2 separate regions of the Homo sapiens genome follow, and region 1 is linked to region 2. Evidence: read pairs that join two places in POLR2A ChIA-PET (ENCODE). Cell type or tissue: CD4-positive, alpha-beta T cell. All regions are shown on one strand. Links, peaks and the distances in the headings refer to the core of each region. The heading gives the core; the rest is flanking DNA.

Region 1 (5,691 bases), core at 688-4,687, 180 kb before region 2:
TGCAAAATTATTTTAGTAATGCAGTTTGGTTGCTGTCTATAAGACTTCAAAATGAAAATTAGTACTATATGTCTTACTCAAGAGTAATCTTGAAAATGGCTATTGACCCTTTAAACTCCTTGCAGCATCATTCAGTGATGACAAGTAGAAAATTTAGGTATATACACACAAAAATAAATATATTGAGGCATGTTTATTAGGTATTCACAGAATTCAGTGGCAAATTTTTATTCCCAACATTATATGTGGGAGTATGTGTGTGCACTTATGTAATAATCTCCAGAATTATTATCTCAACCCTGTGTCTACCTTCTACTTGCACAGCTATCTTTTATTTTCTCCGACAAGGTTACTATGGAGATTCAATCTTGGGGAAACAGGATTCTGCTCTGCCCTCTGTTACGAATCAGCTTTGTGACTTTAAGAAAGTCACACAATTTTTCTAACCCTCTATTTTCTACTAGGTGATATGTGAATTTCTTTTGAGCGTTTAGATTTTTATATGATTTTATTTTTCTACAAGTTTTATCATTAATTTACTTATTTGGTAAATGTATTAAATTACCAAATATTTTTTGAGTACATACTGTATGCCAGCAGGCAGTATCCCAGATGTCAGCCAAACAACATGGTTCATGCCTTTGGGGAAGAAGGCTCCTTATGTAATTACTGAATTACAGTTGTGATAAGTGCTGCAGTGGTGTTAATAATAGAGATGCTAACTGTGCTGACTATGAATGTCTATGCCCGAGAACTAGCTTGTATTTCATTCAAACTTACCTAACTCTGAACTCTCCCCATTTTAGTGCATTCCGCAGACCCCAAGCTCTCTTCATCTCTTTCTTCTGGTTTTGATAACTTCTTAACTAGTTTCCCCTCTTTGATAACTTCTTAACTAGTTTCCCCTCTTTGGTCTCACCAACCCAAATCCAAATCCACACTGCATTATGTTTAAAATATAAAATTAGCCGGTCATGGTGGCGGGTGCCTGTAATCCCAGCTACTCGGGAGGCTGAGGCAGAGAATTGCATGAACCCAGGAGGCGGAGGTTGCAGTGAGCCAAGATCACGCCATTACACTCCAGCCTGGGCGACAGAGCGAGAGTCTGTCTCAAAAAAATTAAAAATTAAAAAATAAATCAGGTGACTTTTGGTTCCTGGTCTAGCATTTAAGGAGCTTGGAATCACCACTCGTTCCTAACAACAAGTAAAAAGCTGAACAAACTGAAAAATCAACAACACTTCTTAGATTTGGAAGAGTGTTGAGGTCACAGGAAAAACAAGTGCCCCAAAATTGGTCAGACAGACAGGCAGATACAGAGAATCACTATTTGCCCCAGTGGAAACCAGCAAGGAAGGGTAGAACAACCTGAACTGTAATTGACAAATTGCTGGAAGCTCCCGGTGGATAAGTCTGTCAGTTAACTCTAGGGCCACTGAGTCATCTGGAGAACTCCATAATTTTGGGAGTTTTGCCTCCTGAAACTCTACCCGATTCTCACAGTGAATACTGGAGAAAAATCCCTTCATGCTTCTGACATGGGGAGGAGAAAAGGAACCAATTTGAAATATACTAGAGCATTTTGCTCTTAAAGGGTTGCCTTCGAGGAAAGCTATTTAACCAGAGCCTAACCTGCCAGGGATTTCTCAGGGCCTAACTGACCTGGGGGAAGGAAAATACCCAATTCCAGCCCCATCCAGTCATCCTGTCCCATGTATGGGTAGGAAAAACTGAGAATCACTTGTGAAGTTTACAGTTGAGGGGCACAGGCTCACTAAAAGACAGACCTAATCATGGGGCTGTAGAACTCTTCCCCTCTCCTAGTACCTTGACATCACATTATTAAAGGCCAATTTACAGCAGTTCCCTTTACCCAGTACATCATGTCCAGCCATCATGAAAAAAATCACAAAGCAGACTAAAAGAAACAAAAACATAGGTTAAAGTGGCAGAGCAAGCATCAAAATCAGACTTGGATAAGGCAGGGATGTTGGAATTATCATACTATGATTTAAAACAATAGGATAAGGGCCCTAATGGATAAAGTAGACAGAATGCAAGAACAGAAGGGATTGTAAGCAGAGAGATGGAAATTCTAAGAAAGAACCAAAAGCAATGCTAGAAATCAAAATTACTGAAACAGAAATGAAGAATGCATTTAAAGGGCTCATTAGTAGGCTGGTCATGGCTGAGGAAAGAATTTCTGAGCTTGAGGGCATTTCAATAGAAACCTCCAAAACTGAAAAGTGAAGAGAAAAAATACTGAAAAACATGGAATAGAATATCCAATTACTGTGGTATAATTGTAAAAGATATAACATACACATAATTAGAATCCCAGAAGTAGAAGAAATAGAGAAAGGAACAGAAGAAATATTTGAAACAATAATGACTGAGAATTTCCATTCACTAAACCAGAGATCCAATAAGCTCAGAGAATACCAAGCAAGATAAATGACAAAAAAAAAAAAAAAAATTATGCCTAGGCTTGTCATTTCAAACTGCAGAAGATCAAAAGTTCTGAAAGAAGCCAGAAGAATAAAACACTTTACCTATAGAGGAGCAAAGAGGTAAGCTCTACATCTGACTTCTCTGAAACAATGCATGCAAGAAGAGTGTGGATAAAATATTTAAAGTGTTGAGAGACAATCCTTAAAGTAGAACGTTGTACCCTATAAAATTATACCCAAAAGTGAAGGAGGCCAGGCACGGTGGCTCACGCCTGTAATCCCAGTACTTTGGGAGGTCAAGGCAGGTGGATCACCTGAAGTCAGGAGTTCGAGACCATGCTGGCTGATGTGGTGAAACCCCATTTCTACCAAAAAATACAAAAATTAGCCAGGTGTGATGGTGCACACCTGTAGTCCCAGCTACTTGGGAGGCTAAGGCACAAGAATCTCTTGAACTGGGAGGCAGAGGCTGCAGTGAGCCAAGATCACACCACTGCACTCCAGCCTAGGCAACAGAGTGAGACTCTGTTCTCCCCCCCAAAAAAAAGTGAAGGAGGGGCTGGGTGCAGTGGCTCACACCTGTAATCCTAGCACTTTGGGAGGCCAAAGTAGGTGGGTCACTTGAGGTCAGGAGTTTGAGACCAGCCTGGCCAACATGGTGATACCCTGTCTCTACTAAAATACCAAAATTAGCCAGGCGTGGTGGCACGCACCTGTAGTCCCAGCTACTCAGGAGGCTGAGGCAGGAGAGTTGCTTGAACCTGGGAGGTAGAGGTTGCAGTGAGGCGAGATCGCACCACTGCAATCCAGCCTGAGCAACAGAGCAAGACTCTGTCTCAAAAAAAAAAAAAAAAAAAAGTGAAGGAGAAGCAGAAACTTTTTCAGACAAACAAAAATTGAGGGAATTTGTTGACAGTAGACCTGCTTTGCAAGAAATGTTAAAAATTCTTAGGGAGAAGGAAAATGGTGTAAGTCAGAAACTTGGATCTACATAAAGAAAGGAAGAGCATCAGAAGGAATGAGTTAGGGTAAAAAAAAATATTTTTCTTATCTAATGGATAACAGTTTATTCAAAATAATAATAGTAACAATATATTTAATTATGTATATATATGTGTTTATGTATGCTCACGTATAAATGACATGAATGACACAAATGATACAAGCAGCAAAGAAATAGGATTATTGTTATTGAAGGAGATGTAGAAAAGTTTTGAACTGTGGCAGCAGTCTGGTCTTCTAAATTTGATATGTGTAAATTAAAGTTTTCTTTATATTCTCATTATGTTAGGGTTTCAACTAGTTTCCTTTTCCTTGCAGTAATTTGATATTAAAAATAGTAGAAGTGTTCCAGGAGCGGTGGCTCATGCCTGTAATCTCAGCAACTCAGAAGGCTGGTGGGAGGATTGCTTGAGGCCAGGATTGCTTGAGACCAGATTGGGCAACACAGTGAGACTCTGTCTCTTAAAAGTAAAGAATAAAACAAAGCTGGGTGTGGTGGTGTGTTCTTATAGTCCCAGCTACTTGGGAGGCTAAGGCAGGAGGTTCTCTTGAGCCAAGGAGTTCAAGGCTGCAATGAGCCATGATCATGCCACTGCATGCTAGCCTGGGTGACAGAGTGAGACCCCAACTTGAAAAATATTTAAAATTCATGTATTTAGCAAAGAAAGGGTCCCAGAGCCATTTTTAAAAAGTCCCAGTCTTTCAGAACAGTTCATTATTTTAATAATTCTAAAAAGTAAATAATAAAAATATACCTAAAAGTCTATGAAGACTGCCAAATACATGCTTGAATGAAAACGAAAAGCATCACTTGAGAGAAGACAGTTTGTTCATTTGTTGTTATCCAAAAGACAGTTACTAAGCCCTAATACAAGGTAGCCTTCTATTAACTAAATTTTCCCTTTGATGACTTTTGTGCCTTTTCTTTTTCTCTTTTTGAGGCAGAGTCTCACTCTGTCGCCCAGGCTGGAGTGCAGTGGCGCGATCTCGGCTCTCTGCAAGCTCCGCCTCCCGGGTTCATGCCATTCTCCTGCCTCATGCCATTCTCCTGCCTCAGCTTCTCCTGCCTACAGGCGCCCGCCACCACGCCCGGCTAATTTTTTGTATTTTTAGTAGAGATGGGGTTTCACCATGTTAGCCAGGATGGTCTTGATCTCCTGACTTCATGATCCACCCGCCTCGGCCTCCCGAAGTGCTGGGATTACAGGCGTGAGCCACTGCACCCGGCCAACTTCTGTGCTTTTTCAAAGAACTAATTTATGGCTTTGATCATTTTTTCCTACTGTGTTATTATTTCCAAGTCATTAATTTCATCTCATTTTTATTATCCCTCTCTTTGGGTTTATTTTTTGGTTCATTTTCTAACGTATTAAGCCATCTGTCCCACAGAGTTTGCTATCTCTTGTTTCATTATCACTGAGTTCTGAAATTTTTTAAAATTTCAATTATGACTTCTTCTTTAACCTCTACGTTATTTAGCAGTGTGTTTTATTCCAAATATATAGTTGTTTACTTTTTGTTAAATTTTAATTTCTTTCTAATTGAAGATCAGTCTATATAATACTCAATTTTTGAAATTTATTAAGGCTAAAATATAGATATATCAGATATGTATTATATAGATATATCAAATATATCATCTATCAAATATATATAGTGTATCTATATATCTGATATATATCTGATTATTATGTATCATATATATATATATCTCTCTCTCTCAGATCATCTCTCTCTTGTTTCCAAGACCTTTATTTAGTGATATTTTCTTTTCCATGGCATTCAAAGCCTTTAATGATTTGGTGCTTGTATAGCCTCATCTCCTCTACTATTTTCCAGGAGCCATCCATAAGAATCTAAAGATGGGCAACCGTAATTATATTATATTAGAGGAATATCTGGGGGCTGAGGTAGATTTTGGAAGTTACTCATTTAAGTTTTATGTCTTTTCATCCAGGTTTTCTCAGATGTAAACAAGGAAGATGAAATATACTTTTTCAAGGGGACTGTCTAGTGCTAAAATTCTAGTAACTGTAATAAGCTTTTCATAATCCTCATACATTCAGCAGATATTTATTGAGTGCCTTCTCTATGACCAGCACTGTTTTATGACTGAAATAGGGTGATGTGATAGCAAGAGGCTGGGTGACCAGTTTTGGTTGGGAATCCAGAGATTGTCTTTTTGTAGAACTGATATCGATGCTGAGATCTAAAGTAGAAGAAGTCAGCCCTACAGAGA
Region 2 (5,691 bases), core at 1,048-5,047:
AAGTATATATGAAAATTTATAGAATAAAGTCTAAACTTATTTTAAGAGGTAACCTAACACAAGATTGAAGATAAATCAGCCACACATTCAGAATAAGAAGTTATAGAAAGGAAGAAAAAGCAACCTCTTTGAAACCTAAAATAATTCATTAATAATAAAAGAAAACAGAAAACGAGCAGAACTGATACTTGAATTCGGGAGCTGGTTCTTTGAGACTAAAAATGAAAATTACAAGATAGAAAATTCTTGATAAGCTTGAGAAAAATGAGAGATGATACTAATAATCATAACTGAAGTTTACTGTAAGGGTTATAATAATTTTTTAAAAGATTAGAGAATACATCATGCAATTTGAAACTAATAAACATGAAAACCTAGATGAAATAAAAATTTTCTGCATTATATAAATTTGGAGAACATCTATTTGAATCAAAAAAAGCACTTTTAGTAACCTAATTCTAATGAAATAACTAGAGGTATAGCCAACAATTTATGTAAATAGCAGCATTATTTGAGAATAAAGATTGTTCAGAGTATCGAGGACATACCCTGAAGCCAGACTACATAGATAGAATGGAGCTGTGTAAACTTAGATACTTAAATTCTCTGCTCTTCAATTTTCTGTAAAATGGAAAAGGGATACAGTATATAAGTGAATTATCCATTACATTTTATAATTTTGTTAATATAGACCTTAGTGTAAAAACTAAACTTTCCATTTCTTTTTATGCTAAAACATACTAAATATATAAAATTGAAAACATCAATAATTGTCAAAAGAAGCTGTATAAAAGATGAGTATTCTGACATTTCGATGGGTTATATTTGATTTGTTAGAATAAATTTAATATAGCATTAAGATATAGCTGTGAAGAGTAATTTTTTCTTCAAATCAGGCTATTTAAAAGAATAGGAAACATGAATTAGAGAAGGTATGAGGATAAATATTTTCCTCTTTTTGAGTTATATCCATGTAGTATGTTTTCAATTTATATTCTAGTATATTATGCACAGTATGCAATTTTAAACCAAGATTTGAGGCTACCCAAAATGTCTGTAATGATGCAAAAGGATGATGCAACTTTTATCAGAGTTTAAATACCAACAAATGTTCCACTAAAGTTCTGCATATGATAATCATAGCTAGAGGTTAAAACAAAAGGAATAAATATTGAGGATTGAATTGTTTTAATGTATGACACTATGAAGAATGCACTAAAATTATGAACAAAATTTAATTTAGAAAGCCATTATACCATAACAAATATGTGCATTGTTATATATGTATAATGTTGATGCTGCATATCAACTTATCGTATTTTAAGATGATACTAAAAATACTATATTTTGTTAAATTGACAAATTAAGAATTTTAGGCTATTTTGATGATTGTTACATGAGCTTTATCCTTAGGTTTATTTAAGCGAACATCTCATAATTGTCTTTTTAATCCTTGCTCAATTAAAAAAAGAGTAAATTTAAATATTATATCCTAGAGAAACTGATAATTTTGTTAGACCTCATGTTTCCTAATAAAACGGTAATATTTTACAGGCAGGATTTTATATGCCATAGAGGAGAACATACTGAAATAAGACAACGCACAGAAAAGAGAACACATGCTTTTCAAGATGTCTCCATTTTGTAGATTTGAAACCTCTTTTTAAATGTATGCTTTTTTATTTCAAATCAAGAGATTTAATTAAAGAATCACTTGTCAACAGGCATCTGTGCATCTTATCACATGCAAATTTTACAGACTAATATTGCTGAGCATAATTGGCTTAAGGAAATATAGTTTGGGTTTTGCTAGTAAAAATAAAGACTAAAGATATTTCAATATGTCATAGAATATATTTCAAAGTAGGCTTAGAATCTATTTTAAATGACCATGCCAATAGAATATTCAGTTGCATCATCACTAACAGTAGGCTTAGGTTTGAATTTGGCCATAGAACTGGGATCTGCATATGAGTGAGCATCTTTCTTTCCATTTTAAATACTTGCTTTGTCAACATTAGGAAATGAACGCTTCCATATCCAACTGTTTATAATGCATAAGTAAGAAATTTTCTTAGCAAATCAGTCAAAGACGCTGAAAAAAAATTCATTATTCTTAGCTCTCCGAAGAGGGTAAAAAGCAAGCTACATACAGATGAAGAAGGAAATTTCTTTATCTTTCACTTTGGCTTATTTGCTTATTGTTTAAATGCTTATTGCCTTTTTGTCAGTGTCTTAGTTATGGAAGAAATCTCTATTGCTTTTGTTAAATATTCTTTAAAATTTTGTTAAGGGTGAATTGTTAAGTACATCCCACAGGAACTATGGCGGTGGATGCCTGACTAAATACCAAAGTTATTTTGGAATCTAATAAACCATAAATGTATCTGATACTATGTCATAAAACTAAATATGCAGTCATAACCTTTTGTAATCATGTAAACTTTAGGCAGTAAGCCTGAACCTGAGATAGAACAATTTTTTGAGGTTTCTTTTAGAGGTAAAAGAAACTACAGAGATCACTAGCCAGACCTTTCATTTTCTATGTGAAGAAACCAACCCAATGCAGCCAAGCTAACCAACAACCTGCCAGTGATTTTGTCTAATCAACTGCAGAGCCAAGACCAGAACTTTCTTTTCTGATTACCAGTGGAAAATATCTTCTCCTAATGCTTTATATAGGAATTCTATTAAAAGAACTTGAAATTATAGACTAGTTAAATATACCAGAAATTCCAAAGGACTATTAAAAACATCACACTTTATTCTAAAACTGTCCTAAAATAAATATGCTAGCAAAAATATGAATATGATTTAATTACTTGGTTTTATTATTGATTTATTCGTTTACTTTTGTACTCTGAGAAATGTGCTCTACAACTGATTTAGATGGTTCAGGTCATTTTTCTCTAAGCTGTTGGAGAAATTTCGATGTGTTGACTTTTATTCACTGAGGTTAACATGAGTTTTCCGTATCCTACCTTCATTACTTAGATTACAGTATTTAAAAATCATTATTGGGATATTTAAGTAATTGAAGTTTTGAAGAATTTTAGTTGCGAAGATAAGAGCCTCTGCCACTCAGTGTCTTCCACAAACCAACAGTATTAGAATCACTGAGGAATGTATTAGAAATGCAGTCTCAGCTTCCCCTTCCCAAGACCTAGACCTGCTGAATCACAGTCTGTATTAACAAGTGCCAAGGTGATTCCTATGCACATTAAGAATGAAGAAGCACTTATTTAAAGAGTTAGAAATCTCAGAACCTCATCTTGTTTGTTGTTTCCTTGTCTTTTTCTTTCTTGCCTTTCTTTCTTCACCCTCCCTTCATGGAAAATGAACATCAAAACATCAGGATCTGCTTTAATAGTCAAAAAGAAGACAGTTCAAAAGGATGTGGAAAGGAGGAGAGGAAATACATGTCTTCATTCTGAGATGGCATAGAGGACTAACAGGCTAATGACATGTCTTTGGAATGTTTTTTAGCATCTAGCAGATCCACATTCTTTACTCTCTTCTGGGTTTTCCCCGAGTCATTACTCATATGGGTCCCTGCTCTCAAAACCAAGGTTGTGTAACTGTACTGAGAAGTGGAGTATAGGAGTTAATTATATATTGTTGAATTTACAGAGGGTAAGCCACAAAGTAGCAAAAGCAAGGACTGCTTGTTCCAGTTAAAGACAGAAAGCAGAAAGGGTTTTATTGTTGGTTATGTAGCCTGGGAACCACTATGAATAACAGGCATTGTGAGGCAGAGGAGAAATTGTTGTAATTAAAAGCAAAGTAAAATACCTAAGGCCAGGCCTCCATATCCAAAGATGACTGTAGTGAGTAATGGATTGAAAGACAAGCTAGTGGAGTGATTAAGAGCTTAGACTCTGAGCTAAAACCTTTCTTGGTTCAAATCCTAGCTCATTTATTTCTTGGTTCTATGGCTGTGGGTAAGTTATTTAACCTTTCTAACCTCTTCATCTGAAAACAGGGAAAAGAGTAGTACCTCTTCATAGGGTTATTGTAAATAATAAGTGAAAAAAAAACTATGTAAAAGTACTTAGCACAGTGTCTGGAACATAGTAAGTACTCAGTAAGTCTTAGGGTGTTTGTATTTATTTACTTATCTTCTTAATTATTTAATACGAATTTGAATCAGCTTCCCTTTTACCTAATCACATGATTTTACGTGGTTTTTCTGGGTTTGTCTGTGGCCATAACAAAGAGCTACAGCTTTAGCTAAAGAAAATTATCTTGGGCGAAAGAGTAAACATTTTTTGATCACCTCTGGGATAATGAGTACTATGGAAGACATGATGGTGGTGGTAGTGGGAGGGAGTGTGATGAAAGAAAATGAGAAATATTGTACAGTCCCTTGAGGCCTTGAGATTCTACATTGAAAGAGATGAGATATACACTTACATGGGAGAAAAACCTGACAGATGATTCCCAAGCAACATATTCATATGTTGAAAATTATATCGTATAAATTAGAATGTTTGGAGTAATTGAAAGACAACTATCAATATTGGTCCTTAACAACTTTGATTTTCTTTGAATGTCTCTACAAAGAAAGAAAAGAACTATTAGGACTATTAGGTAGAACTATAGTTTGACACGACTAAAGATTGTCTCAAATCTGCTCAATATTTAACCTCTTCTTTTAAAGGATAGGCACTTTTAAATCTTGATTCACAAGCCAACTAAACACTAGAGGGCAGATTGTGAGAATGTAATGTGTTAATACAATTAAAATAGCTGCCAGCCTCAACACTCATTGTGGTTATGTGAACATAAGTGCAGGCATGAGGGGGAAAGTTCTGAAGCATGCTAACCTGATAGTGTTTTGTAATTTTATCATTCTACTTTGTGTTGACCACTTCTCAATACTTTTAAAAGAATTCAGGCTTTAAAAAAATGGGAAAATCATGAAAATTTGTAAGTGCTCAACAAAAACATTGTAAATTAGATGTTAAGCTGACACATTACAGAGCTTGAGATGCTTTCCATCCTGAGAAACTTAGGAAGAAAATGTGGCTTCGAAAAGATGGTTTAGAAATAGTCATATAGAAAACAATATCGGTTCCTTGTTCTCTATCCCTGTCGTCCCCACTGCCCTCTGCCTGTTGAGAGCAGAGTTTTAGAAAGATGTTCTGTTTCCTGGCCTAAGAGGAGAAGGAAGGGAATGGATTTGGGCTGGGAAAAGATAGAAATAGGTGAAGTAGGTGGCAGGAAGGCACATGGCCACAATTAACATTTTAGGAAAATGAAAAGACCTTGAACTAGGGCTGCTGTGGCAATAGGTTGACAGCTAAGAGATGGTTTTCCAAATTTAGTTATAGAATTGTCTGCCTTGGACAACTTTTAAAAGGAGAAAAAGCCACTGTTATAAGCAAGCAGGGCCATCTCCATTTCTAGAAACAAGTGAAAATGAGCATCTTTCATTGGATGGTTAAACATTGTTTTGGGGATCACTTGGGACTGAGCTAATTTCTTTCAGCCTGCGATCCACTTCACATGTTTGGTTCATCATCTCTGATCTTTCATCTAACCTGACTTTCTCTTTGCTTCTTTTCTGCAGTGCTCATGTACCCCAAGTCAGCAATGTGTCTGCAACCGGAGAGTAAGTTATTTGGGTTGGGTTTTTGGGCTTTGGGTTTTTTTTTTTTAATGCCCTGTCCCACTTATTAAACAGAAAAA

Evidence for each region. Peaks named below come from ENCODE experiments on the same cell type or tissue, not always from the same donor. Only the 100,000 strongest peaks of a DNase experiment are listed, where the experiment ranks them.
Region 1: POLR2A ChIA-PET joins it to region 2 with 5 read pairs; 2 of 35 experiments call an interaction of 5 or more read pairs at or near these places.

The regions. Positions count from the first base shown.
Region 1 is chr4:88,969,917-88,975,607 of GRCh38, reverse strand. All of the region lies in intron 4 of FAM13A (family with sequence similarity 13 member A), which reads left to right. Among named protein-coding and RNA genes, the nearest start is that of FAM13A, 84 kb to the left of the region's middle. In CD4-positive, alpha-beta T cell, for the core only: no CTCF peak of the experiment used is centred there; no DNase peak of the experiment used is centred there.
Region 2 is chr4:88,790,509-88,796,199 of GRCh38, reverse strand. FAM13A (family with sequence similarity 13 member A) reads left to right here. Exons shown (of 24, transcript NM_014883.4): 9 at 5,573-5,614. Among named protein-coding and RNA genes, the nearest start is that of FAM13A-AS1, 84 kb to the right of the region's middle. In CD4-positive, alpha-beta T cell, for the core only: no CTCF peak of the experiment used is centred there; a DNase peak (open chromatin) is centred at 3,529.